Linked DNA regions of Homo sapiens: region 1 is linked to region 2. Evidence: read pairs that join two places in POLR2A ChIA-PET (ENCODE). Cell type or tissue: PC-3. All regions are shown on one strand. Links, peaks and the distances in the headings refer to the core of each region. The heading gives the core; the rest is flanking DNA.

Region 1 (5,384 bases), core at 178-5,177, 140 kb before region 2:
GATTCTCAAGGCAGGATGGGATGGGGTGGGGTTGAGTGGAGAGATGCATGTAGTTTGAAAGAGCACATTCAAAATACCCACTAATTTAATAACACCAACTCCATAAAGTCAAGCAGCGAAATTATTTCAGCTAATGGGCAGTAGCAGAAAACCAACTGGATTCATCATTGTGGAGAAGGAGTCTGGATAAACATAGTTGAAAAACACCGGCTTAGAGGTAGGGGCATGCCAACACATGGGGAACAGTAAGAAATGCGTGCCAAAGAGAAAGAACAATTGAGGGTCAGTGAGCGAATCCTAGGCCAGAACTTGTCACAGTCTTTTGAAAACCAAAGAGCGCATCCAGAAGAAAACCAAGATGGTCCGTCAACCTTCTTGGCCCTGTGGTTAAGAACAAGTTGATCAACTTTCAAATACTGAGCCAAAAGAAGAAAAAAAGCTGTTTGTGCCCCCAAATTCATCCACCAAGAAGTGATGTCATCATTTGCAATGCCATCCAGCTCTTGAGGAGAGACATCAGCATGGGGCCTGCTCTGTGGTTACTGCAGGGCTCCAATCTGCTTTAGCCACGTCAGCAGTTCCCTGCTCTGTTACATAGTGACTAGATCACTGCATCCGCCTATACAATCTTTACCAATAAAGACTCGAGGCACCATTCTTGCTCCTGTGAGCTGTTTCAAATAATCTTGAATCTCGTTGGTGTGGTTAGTAAGCTGTGATATTGACAGCTACTACTACTACTTCCAGAAGCCCCTGTTTGATGGGCAATTGACTGAGGATCTCTTGGGTCTTCCAGCAGTATGGGCAGGTGGGGTTGATGAACACAACCAGCTTCCCAGGCTGGATTTTGCAGTTCACAAACTATTGAGCCATGCCAATGGGCTGTGGTCTCCCTGGGAGGAATCCTCAGTTGCAGGCATTGCTTGGGGTATTGAGCTTATTTATTTCCTTCTTTCCTTCCTTCCTTCCTTCCTTCCTTCCTTCCTTCCTTCCTTCCTTCCTTCCTTCCTTCTTTCCTTCCTTCCTCCCTCCCTCCCTCCCTCTCTCTCTTTCTCTCTTTCTTTCTCTTTCTTTCTTTCTTTCTTTCTTTCTTTCTTTCTTTCTTTCTTTCTTTCTTCCTTCCTTTCTTTGTTTCTTCCTTCCTTCCTTCCTTCCTTCCTTCCTTCCTTCCTTTCTTTCTTCTTTCATCTCACTCTGTTACCCAGGCTGGAGTGCGGTGATGCAATCACAGCTCACTGCAGCCTTGAACTTCTGGGCTCAAGCAATCCACCCACCTCAGCCTCCTGAGTAGCTAGGACTACAGGCATCAGCCACCATGCCTGGCCAATTTTTATATTTTTTATAGAGACAGGGTCTTGCCATATTGCCCAGGCTGGTCTTGAACTCCTGGGCCCAGGCAATCCTGTCTTGGCCTCCCAAAATGTTGGGATTACAGGCATGAGCCATCGCGCCTGGCCCCTCCCAGGTCATTTTCCACATATTGAACCGGAGGGTCTTTCAAAACCATTCCAATGAAGCACCCTCCCTGCTAACCCCTGTCCCAAATCAAGACCCGTCAGCAGCTCTCTGGTGCTCAAAATTATAAACTTGCTATTCCAGACCTTTCCTAACCTGGCCCCTATGGAACTCCCCAGCCTCTGCATGATCTCTCCTTGCCTTGCAGGTTATCATCTAGCTGCCCTGAATCACCTGCAGCCCCCTGAACATGCCATGCTCTATTTACTCAACTGATATTTATTAAGCATCCACTGTGTGCCTGACAGTGTTCTAGGCATTGGGGAATTGGCAGACGACAATTCAGGCCAAGTCTCTTCTTTCAAGAATCTCTCCTCCAGGCCTTTGTACATGCTGTTCCCTTTGTTCGGAATGTTCCTTCTGCCCCGTTTCCTATCCCTTTTTCTCCTTTCACCTTGGTATCTGCCATCTTCAGAGCTGAACTGAGGCAGCACCTGCTTAGGGAGTCTCCCTTGACCCCAACCCCAGACTGTTTGGATATTTCCTTTACGCTCCTACAACCCCCCGGCTCCCTGAGCTTCCTCTAACCCAAACATGGATCTCTGAATTGTCACTGTTGGTTTATACTCCTAGAGTATAGAGTTTAGAGCTCCTGGAGAGTGGGACCTTGTCTGATTTGGTGGGACCATGTCTGTGTCCCTAGACTTAACAGCGTCTGGCACGTGAATTTGTTGAATGAATGAACGAATGAATGAATAACCATGGACTACAAAAGCAGGAAACACTTTTTGGAGGGAAATGACCATGCAGGTCTTGAAAGGGGCACCCAAGATGGTTCCAAACAGATATCAGAGGACTCAGGGTCCTTGTTTCCTCTGGCTCCCATTATCCTCACCCTCAGCATCTGGTGCTTCGCGATCTACTCCTACTGGCCTCTCCAGCCCTATTTATGCTTTCTCAACCCAGATCCAGCCCTTTGAGCCAAGTAGGATTTCAGATTTGGGCTCAGCCAGATCCTGGCTGTGTAAACTTGGAAAATAACTCCACCTCTCTGTGACTCAGTTTTCTTACCTTTAAAATCATTTAGATCGGGGTCCCCAACCTTGGGGCCAAGGACTGGTACGGGTCCGTGGCCTGTTAGGAACTGGGCCGCATGGCAGGAGGTGAGTATCACCACCTGAGCTCCACTTCCTGTCACATCAGCAGCAGCATTTCGTTCTCATAGGAGCACGAACCACATCGGGAACTGTGCACGTGAAGGATCTAGGTTCTGTGCTCTTTATGAGAATCCAGTGCCTGATGATCTGAGGTGAAACAGTTTCATCTCAAAACCATTCCCCCACCCGACCACCATTCTGTGGGAAACTTGTCTTCTGTGAAACTGGTCCTTGGTACCAAAAAAAATTGGGGACTGCTGGTTTAGATGATCTCTGCTTCCCAGGGCTTTTGTGAAATCTCCAGGCAATAACCCATGTAAAGCACGAGCCTCAGGGCTGGGGCTGTAGTCAGCACTCAATGAGTGGGTGCTCTTATTGTTATTGCTTATGCTGAGAGCTGTAGGGAGCCATGGCAGCTTTCAGCAGAGGTGGGAGTCATGGGGTTGGATTTGCTCCTCAGATCTCCAGAGGGGGCTCTGGGGAGGACAACCTAGACAGGGCAAGAGAGAAATGGGCTGGTGCAGGCTGGTAATTTACACAGCTCTCAAAATCAGATCATTAATGCTTTTGGCCAACGGCTATTGTAAAAAATTTAGAGTAAAATAAAAAATACAATATAATCTTCAGAGTAAATTATAAAACACAAAGCAGAAACAAATTAGACAGGCAATACAATCTCATTGAAGCAAACCAGTTTTCCCAGGGACAACTCTGGGCTGGGTCAGAAACCACTGCTGCTGGGCCCCCATAGCACTGAACAGGTGACAGGAAGAGTCACAAACATATGTGTGGCTTCTAGGGACTTGAGTTTCCAGATTCACTCTCTCTTTTGTTTAAAAATCGATTAAAAAATTATTGCAATGCAGGGTGCAGTGGCTCACGCCTGTTATCCCAGCACTTTGAGAGGCAGAGGTGGGAGAATCACATGAGGCTAGGAGTTTGAGACCTGCCTAGGCAACAGCAAGACCTCATCTCTACAAAAAGTTTAAAAATTAGCCAGGTATGGTGGTGCATACCTTAGTCCCAACTATTCAGGAGGCTGAGCTGGGAGGATAACTTGAGCCCAGGAGGTCGAGGCTGCAGTGAGCTATGATTGTGCCACTGCACACAATTACATATTCAATTATTGCTAAAGACATAAGATGAAAAATCTCCCTCCCACCCCAGGCTGTCAGTCTCCCTTTCACCAATAATAATGTATTGTTTATTTCACCTGAAAATTCCCATTCCTTTGCAAGTCCAGATATACACAAATAATTCCTTTGTTTCCAATACAGTTAATATTTTACACCCTGCTTTTTTTACTTCATGATGTGTCTAGGAGATCTTTCATGTTAGGGTTTGTTTGTTTGTTTGTTTCTGAGACAGAGTCTCGCTCTGTTGCCCAGGCTGGAGTGCAGTGGCGTGATCTTGGCTCACTGCAGTCTCTGCCTACCGGGTTCAAGTGATTCTCTTGTCGCAGCCTCCTGAGTAGCTGGAATTACAGGTGTGCGACACCCCACATGGCTAATTTTTGTATTTCTAATAGAGACAGGGTTTCCCTATGTTGGCCAGGCTGGTCTCGAACTCCTGGCCTCCAATGATCCACCCCCCCTCGGCCTCCCAAAGTGTTGGGACTACAGGCATGAGCCACCATGCCCGGCCCATATTAGTTCTTTTAACAGCTGTATAATAATCCAGTATGTGAACAGACCATAATTTACTTAACCAGACCCTACTAATGGATATTCAGGCTGTTTCTTCAGTGAGTTTGTAAGAGAAATTTCTGGAAGTGAGGTTGATGGTTAAAGGATACAGGCATTCTTGATGTTGGTAAATGTTTCCAAATTACCCGCTTTTAAGGGGACACTATTGATGCTCTCTCTAGAGCCCATTGGATCTTTTACATTTGGGGTGCTTCCCCCGACCTCTGTGTGCTTTTTTTTTTTTTGAGACAGAGTCTTGCTCTGTTGCCCAGGCTGGAGTGCAGTGGCACGACTTCAGCTCACTGCAACCTCCACCTCCTGGGTTCAAGTGATTCTTGTGCCTCAGCCTCCTGAGTAGCTGGGACCACTGGTGTGGGCCACCATGGTCTGCTAATTTTTGTATTTTTGGTAGAGGTGGGGTTTCCCCATAATGGCTAGGGTGGTCTCGAACCCCTGGCCTCAAGTGATCTGCCTGCCTCAGCCTCCCAAAGTGCTAGGATTACAGGTATGAGCCACCGTGCCTGGCCATGCGTTGTTGTAAGAGAAGAGTTCATGCCTGTGACCTTCGTTGGAGGCCTGTTCTTCAGCTACTGGAGCTGCCTTGTCCATGGAACGAACCTGAAATGCCTGGCTGTTAAGCCCCACCTTGGGGGACTTAGTCAACAACAGACCGGGACAGGAGTGTGAAAGCCCAGTTTCCTTGCCTGGAGACTGTTTTACACTCCAGAGCTCCCTGTGGGATGTGGCTGAGGCTGGGACTTTGCTGAAAGTTTCACTGGGGCAGGCGTACACTCTAAGATGGCCCTAAGGGGCTTGCCTTCTGGCACTCACACCCTTGTGTGATCCCTTCCCTTTGAGTGTAGGCTGTGATGTGATGTCACTTCCAAGATTAAGTGATAAAAAGACCATGGGGGGCTGGGCGCAGTGGCTCATGCCTGTAATCCCAGCACTTTGGGAGGCCAAGGTGGGCAGATCATGAGGTCAGGAGTTCAAGACCAGCCTGGCCAACATGGTGAAACCCCATCTCTACTAAAAATACAAAATTAGCCAGGTGTGGTGGCGGGCACCTGTAATCCCAGCTACTTGG
Region 2 (5,384 bases), core at 219-5,218:
AGGAGTAGCTATTAATAGATCAGGGCCCAGCTTATCCAGCATTAGAGTCCTATCAGGTTTTGTACTGATCTCCACCATACAGGAGCACTGTGTGTGTGTGTGTGTGTGTGTGTGTGTGTGTGTGTGTAATTACACAAGTAATGCATGAATAGATTGTCATTCTGAAAATACCAGTGGTACATGAGTAGAGTGAAAAATGAAAGTTTTCCTTCACTACTCTGATCCCTTTCCATTCCTCTGCCTAGAGGAACCTTGTGAACAGTTAATTATGCAAATGTATTTGTTTCTACTTAAATCATACTGTGCATATTCTGCACCTTGATTTTTTGGGTCATCTAACAGATCTGTCCAGGTGGTACATGCATATCTACCTTGTGTTTTTTTAATTGGTGCATAGTATTTCATGGTTTGGAAATACCATGACTTATTTAATTATTTTCTATTAATGGACATTTGATTATTTTAAAATCGGCTTTTATGAAAAATGCTATAGTGAACCTACTTGTACATGTGTCTTTGTGTGCATATATTTCCATAGGATAGATACCTAAATTTTGAATTCCCAGATTGAAGGGTATGTACATTTTAATGATAGCTACTGCCAATTTTCTCACTGTATTTTTAAATTCTCCCCCCAGCAGCAGCATCTCTTTTCTTGTGTTCTTGCCCACAATGCATGTGATCAGTCTTTAACATCTTTGCCATTTGTTTTGTTGTTATTTCTGTACTCAGTGGTTCCTGCATTAGACTCTGTTCCTTTTAGGAGATGGACGGTGTCTTGTTTGTCTCTAGTGCCTACCACAGTACTTGCCTTGCTGTAGGTGTTCAGTAAACATGAGAGAGCTCATGTAGTCCCTGTCGTCTTTATTACATCCCCATTGCTTGAACCTAAGGATACATTATGAGGAAGCTATGCTGCGGGTAATGATACTGGAAATTTAAGAAATTCAGTTTACTTCTTTGAACACCAGTATTTCCTTCGCCCGCTTGGTAGATACACGTCTCTCAATTTGGAGCAGAGTTTCTGCAGGTTATGTTCACCATCTACATCTTAGGTACCTTAGTGTTACAGTTCATTAACTGGGTTTAAGACAATGTGATTTTATTTAAAAAAATCGGTAGTGTTTTCCATTCAGACAAAATGTATATACTATTTTAGTTTTAAAATCTGAGCATATGAAAATTGAAATTGTGCATAAAGAACTTTTTTTTTTCATGTCGAAAAGCAGTTAGGAAACTACATTGTGTTTTAACCTTGAGTTCTTGAATTCTCACTGGTGCAGTGTCTTTCGTAATTCTCTAGATCAGCGAGGTGAAATTAAGATGAAAATTGCTAGAGTGTATTCGGATGAAACTTTCCGGTTGAGATCAGAAACATTCAAATTTATTTTCCCATATATCCAATTGTCATTTTGATCGCATACCCAAAAATGCCTCTCTTCATTTGACTGCATTTGAGATTCAGTTGACAGTTCTCCTTATGCACCCTCCAATTTGCACTGCCTGATCTTTCTCCTAAACACCACATTGACTAGAGTGTGCTGTTTCCCTAGAAAGTCCTTTAATAGTTCTTCTCTTCATTTTTGCAGGGACAGAATTACTTAGTTTACTGATTTTCAACCTTTTTGGTCTCAGGATCTCCTTGTACTCTTAAATTATTGAATATCCCAAAGTGCTTAGAAAATTCTGGCAAATACAAGAATAGACAAGCACACATTTCATTAGCCATCAGGGCAGTGATGTCATCATGTCATGGAGCCCTTCAGAAAACTCCATTGTACACTCCTGAAAGAATGAGAGTGAAAAAGGCAAATGGTGTCTTAGATTTATTATAAAATAGTTTTGATCTTATAATTCCCTGAAAGGATCTCCAGCCACCCCGCTACCCCATCCTGGGGTCCTAGGACTACACTTTGAGAACTGCTGATTTACTTGGATGGAGGGAGCATCATGTTCCCCCAGCAGTGATTGCATTTAGGACTTACCAATTTCTGTGGCTTTCCCAGTGTTTTTGAACTTTGCTGGTCATTTGCTGATATTCACCCTTGTGGTTGAAGGAGAATATCCTGCTGGTCTGAAGCAAATGCACATGGGCAGCCTAGGAAAATATTCTCTGTCATATTAGATGGAATCGATGACCCCATCTCAGCCTGGGTTACTGTTTTAATATGTTGCTCTATTGCTTTCCCGTCACCTCTAACTTTATCCTTTCCCCCAGCTGTGAGTCATCTATTGCTGAAGGTATGCCTAATTCCTAAAGACAGTTCTCTGCAAATAGTAGTGTGTGCTTTAAATGAGTAGGCTCATGAGTAGGCTGTGCTTGGTCAGGCAAAACAGAAGACGACTGTTATAACAAACTTGAGGGTACATAGATTCATTGAGTACTTGTATGTGCCAGCTATTATTAGGCACTGTATATATATTATCTCTTTTAATCCTCACTATAGGAAGATAAGGAAATCAGGGTCTAGCAATAAGTTAGTTAATATTCTGTGTCTTCCTTGATCAGGTTGGGACACCACGCTCTGTGTTCCAGTGACACTTCTCTTGGTAGTACCAGGCATGCTTATAATTAATGGTTTGTAATAGATTATTTATATTTAATGGAGGCCAGAAACTGGGATTATTTTATCTGTTATATCCTCAGTGCCTAACACAGTGACTGGCACCTAGTATGTGCCTAGTAAATATTTGTCAATTCACTGTTCATGGCCACACCTCTAGTAAATAGCATGGCTGGGAGTATGACCCAGGTCAGTCTCATTCCCAAGTCCAGCATTTCTCACGGTATCTTGTTACTCACATAACACTGGACCCAGTATATTTTTGTAATATTTCCCTGCTTGCAGTTTTATTCTCTGCTTGTTTGTTTTATTTTGATAATTTTCTGACTTCCTAAACTTAAAAGCACTGGGTTAAGACCATATTTGGAAGAAGAATTTCAAAGTTGGAAGGAACTGAGAAGCACAGTCTATTCTACCATCTAACTCTTGGTATTTTTTTTTTTAATGTCATCCTTTATTAACTATCCCAGTGAGAAGGATCTAACTTTCCAAAGAAAGCTATTCCATCATTTGGCAGCTTTGACTCTTAAAATTTCAACTCAGAATGAGAAAGCATTTCAACAAATTCTTATATGAGATGTATCTAGACTCCTTAGAATCTTGGTTGTTTCCCTGAATTGGTTTCCACATCCCTCCTAAAAGATGGTTCCTTGAACAGATGTCACAAAGTTTTAGGGTCATTGAATCAGCATAACTCTGTATTGTCCTCTTTTAAGTACCCTAAAACCACCGTAGCACTTGTGGCAGCTGTTTTCATCTGTGCCCCCATTTACAGGCATCTCCCAAGTTTCTGTGTTGGACCAAGGCCTGCGTCAGGTGCTGGATGTCCAGAGATGAATAAGAAATTGTCTCTGGCAGAACTGGCTCATGTTCTGATTTGTATTACAGTTATGGTTCAATAAAGCCATCAAGTTCAGAAAGAAACACATGTGCCCTTATGAAACTGTATCTCTCCCAGCCTTTACATTTGTACTTGACTTTTTGGTTCATTGCAGTTTTCTGTGTGGATCCCAGGTATTTTTCCTTTGGTTAGATTTGGCACATCATTATTGCCTGTCAGGAACTTTTGAATTGATTCTGTCAGCTGCTGTGCTTACTGTCTCTTTAAGCTTTGTGTCATATAACATTTTTTCATTTTGCCCTTTATCTATCTTTGCTCATGTTATTGATTAAAAAAAAATAATAAAATACTTGATCTAAACAGGCCTAAGGACAGACCCCTCCAGGTGACTAACAATCGTTCAATTACTTTATTTATTTATTTTTTGAGACAGAGTCTCACTGCATTGCCGAGGCTGGAGTGCAGTGGCACGATCTTAGCTCACTGCAACCTCCACCTCCCAGGTTCAAGCAATTCTCCTGCCTCAGCTTCTCGAGTAGCTGGGATTACAAGTGTGCGCCACCACACCTAGTTAATTTTTGTGTTTTTAGTAGAGACGGGGTTTCACTCTGTTGGCCAGGCAGGTCTCAAACTCCCGACCTCAAGTGACCCGCCCACCTTGGCCTCCCAAAGTGCTGGGATTACAGGCATGAGCCACCACGTTCGCTGTCGATCACCCAAATCACCAGATCTTATACTGCACTCAGCACAATTTTTTTTTTTTTTTTTACTGTTTAGTGCCCAGTCTCCCTTGCCAGTTCTTCCAAGTGAACTGGAAAAACCTTTTGTCAGGTTGTTCTCCAGAAATCTTGTATACACTCACTCACATAAGGCAAATAAGCCTTAGAGGTTTGTTGAGGCCTTTGGGTTCAAGGATTATGTAGATCTCCTGGCCCATGGAATATTTGAATCCTTCTGCACCAGCCTTACTGAGTCATGATTCTGATTTAGCTTCCACACTTCAAGTGATCTAAAAAAATAATCTATTTGCAAGCAGAGAAGGAAGCCTTTTAAAAAAAAGGTATTGGGGGAAAATCTTGCTAAAATAGTTATGAAATTTACTTGGAATAATAAGTGAGAACAGGCAAGGAAACACTGAAAAATAAAAACAACAAGGGAGTTGTTTGCAGTAACACACATAAAACATACTATAAAGCTATAACAATGTGGAAGTGTGGTCCTGACTCAGGAATTTACAGACGAATCAATGAAATGGAGTGAAAAACCCAGAAACAGAATAAAGTACACATTAAAATTTAGTGTATGATAGATGACATTTCTTTAAATCTCTGGGGAAAGATAGATTATAGTATTGGAGCACTTGGCCAAACATTTGCAGAAAATAAAGTTAGATTTGTGCCCTATATCAATACATTAAAATAAATTTCAGATAGATTAAATATTTAAATATATAAACATAAAAATACATCATAAAATATATCTTCTTTTAGCACAGAAAATATCTTGCTCAGGATACATGTAAAATAGAGTTCATAAAGGCAAAGATTTTGCTACTTGAACTTTTTAAAACCTTTATGTCAAAAGGAAAAAAAAACCTTTATGTCAAAAAGCACAATGTACAAATTAAAGGGCAAACACTTTTCTCTGATTATTTTTTTTGCAGTGTAGGATAGAGATTAATTTCCTTAATATACGGTGTTTATAAATCTATAAACAAAGTGAGCATCCTAATAAGAATGGGCAAAGAAGAAATACAAACAGTAAACATTAGAAGAATGTTAACCATCTTACTATCAGAAATGCAAAATACAAAATGAGTTGTCTTTTCTATCTCAAATTGGAGGAGATACTGTTTGTGAAGAGGGTAAGGGGAAATAGGCACTTCATGCACTATTGGTACTTTTCTGGCAAAATATATCAAAATCTATTTAAGTCATGTGTACTCTTTGACTTGTCCCTTTCCTTCCTGGGAATTTATC

What was found. ChIA-PET counts read pairs that join two places held together with the same protein. Peaks named below come from ENCODE experiments on the same cell type or tissue, not always from the same donor. Only the 100,000 strongest peaks of a DNase experiment are listed, where the experiment ranks them.
Region 1: POLR2A ChIA-PET joins it to region 2 with 5 read pairs; 2 of 35 experiments call an interaction of 5 or more read pairs at or near these places.

What each region holds. Positions count from the first base shown.
Region 1 is chr20:37,602,313-37,607,696 of GRCh38, forward strand. It overlaps the pseudogene GLRXP1. Among named protein-coding and RNA genes, the nearest start is that of LINC00489, 18 kb to the right of the region's middle. In PC-3, for the core only: no CTCF peak of the experiment used is centred there; no DNase peak of the experiment used is centred there; H3K27me3 peaks cover 3,699 bases.
Region 2 is chr20:37,738,991-37,744,374 of GRCh38, forward strand. All of the region lies in intron 3 of CTNNBL1 (catenin beta like 1), which reads left to right. Among named protein-coding and RNA genes, the nearest start is that of CTNNBL1, 48 kb to the left of the region's middle. In PC-3, for the core only: no CTCF peak of the experiment used is centred there; a DNase peak (open chromatin) is centred at 2,271; H3K27ac peaks cover 2,308 bases.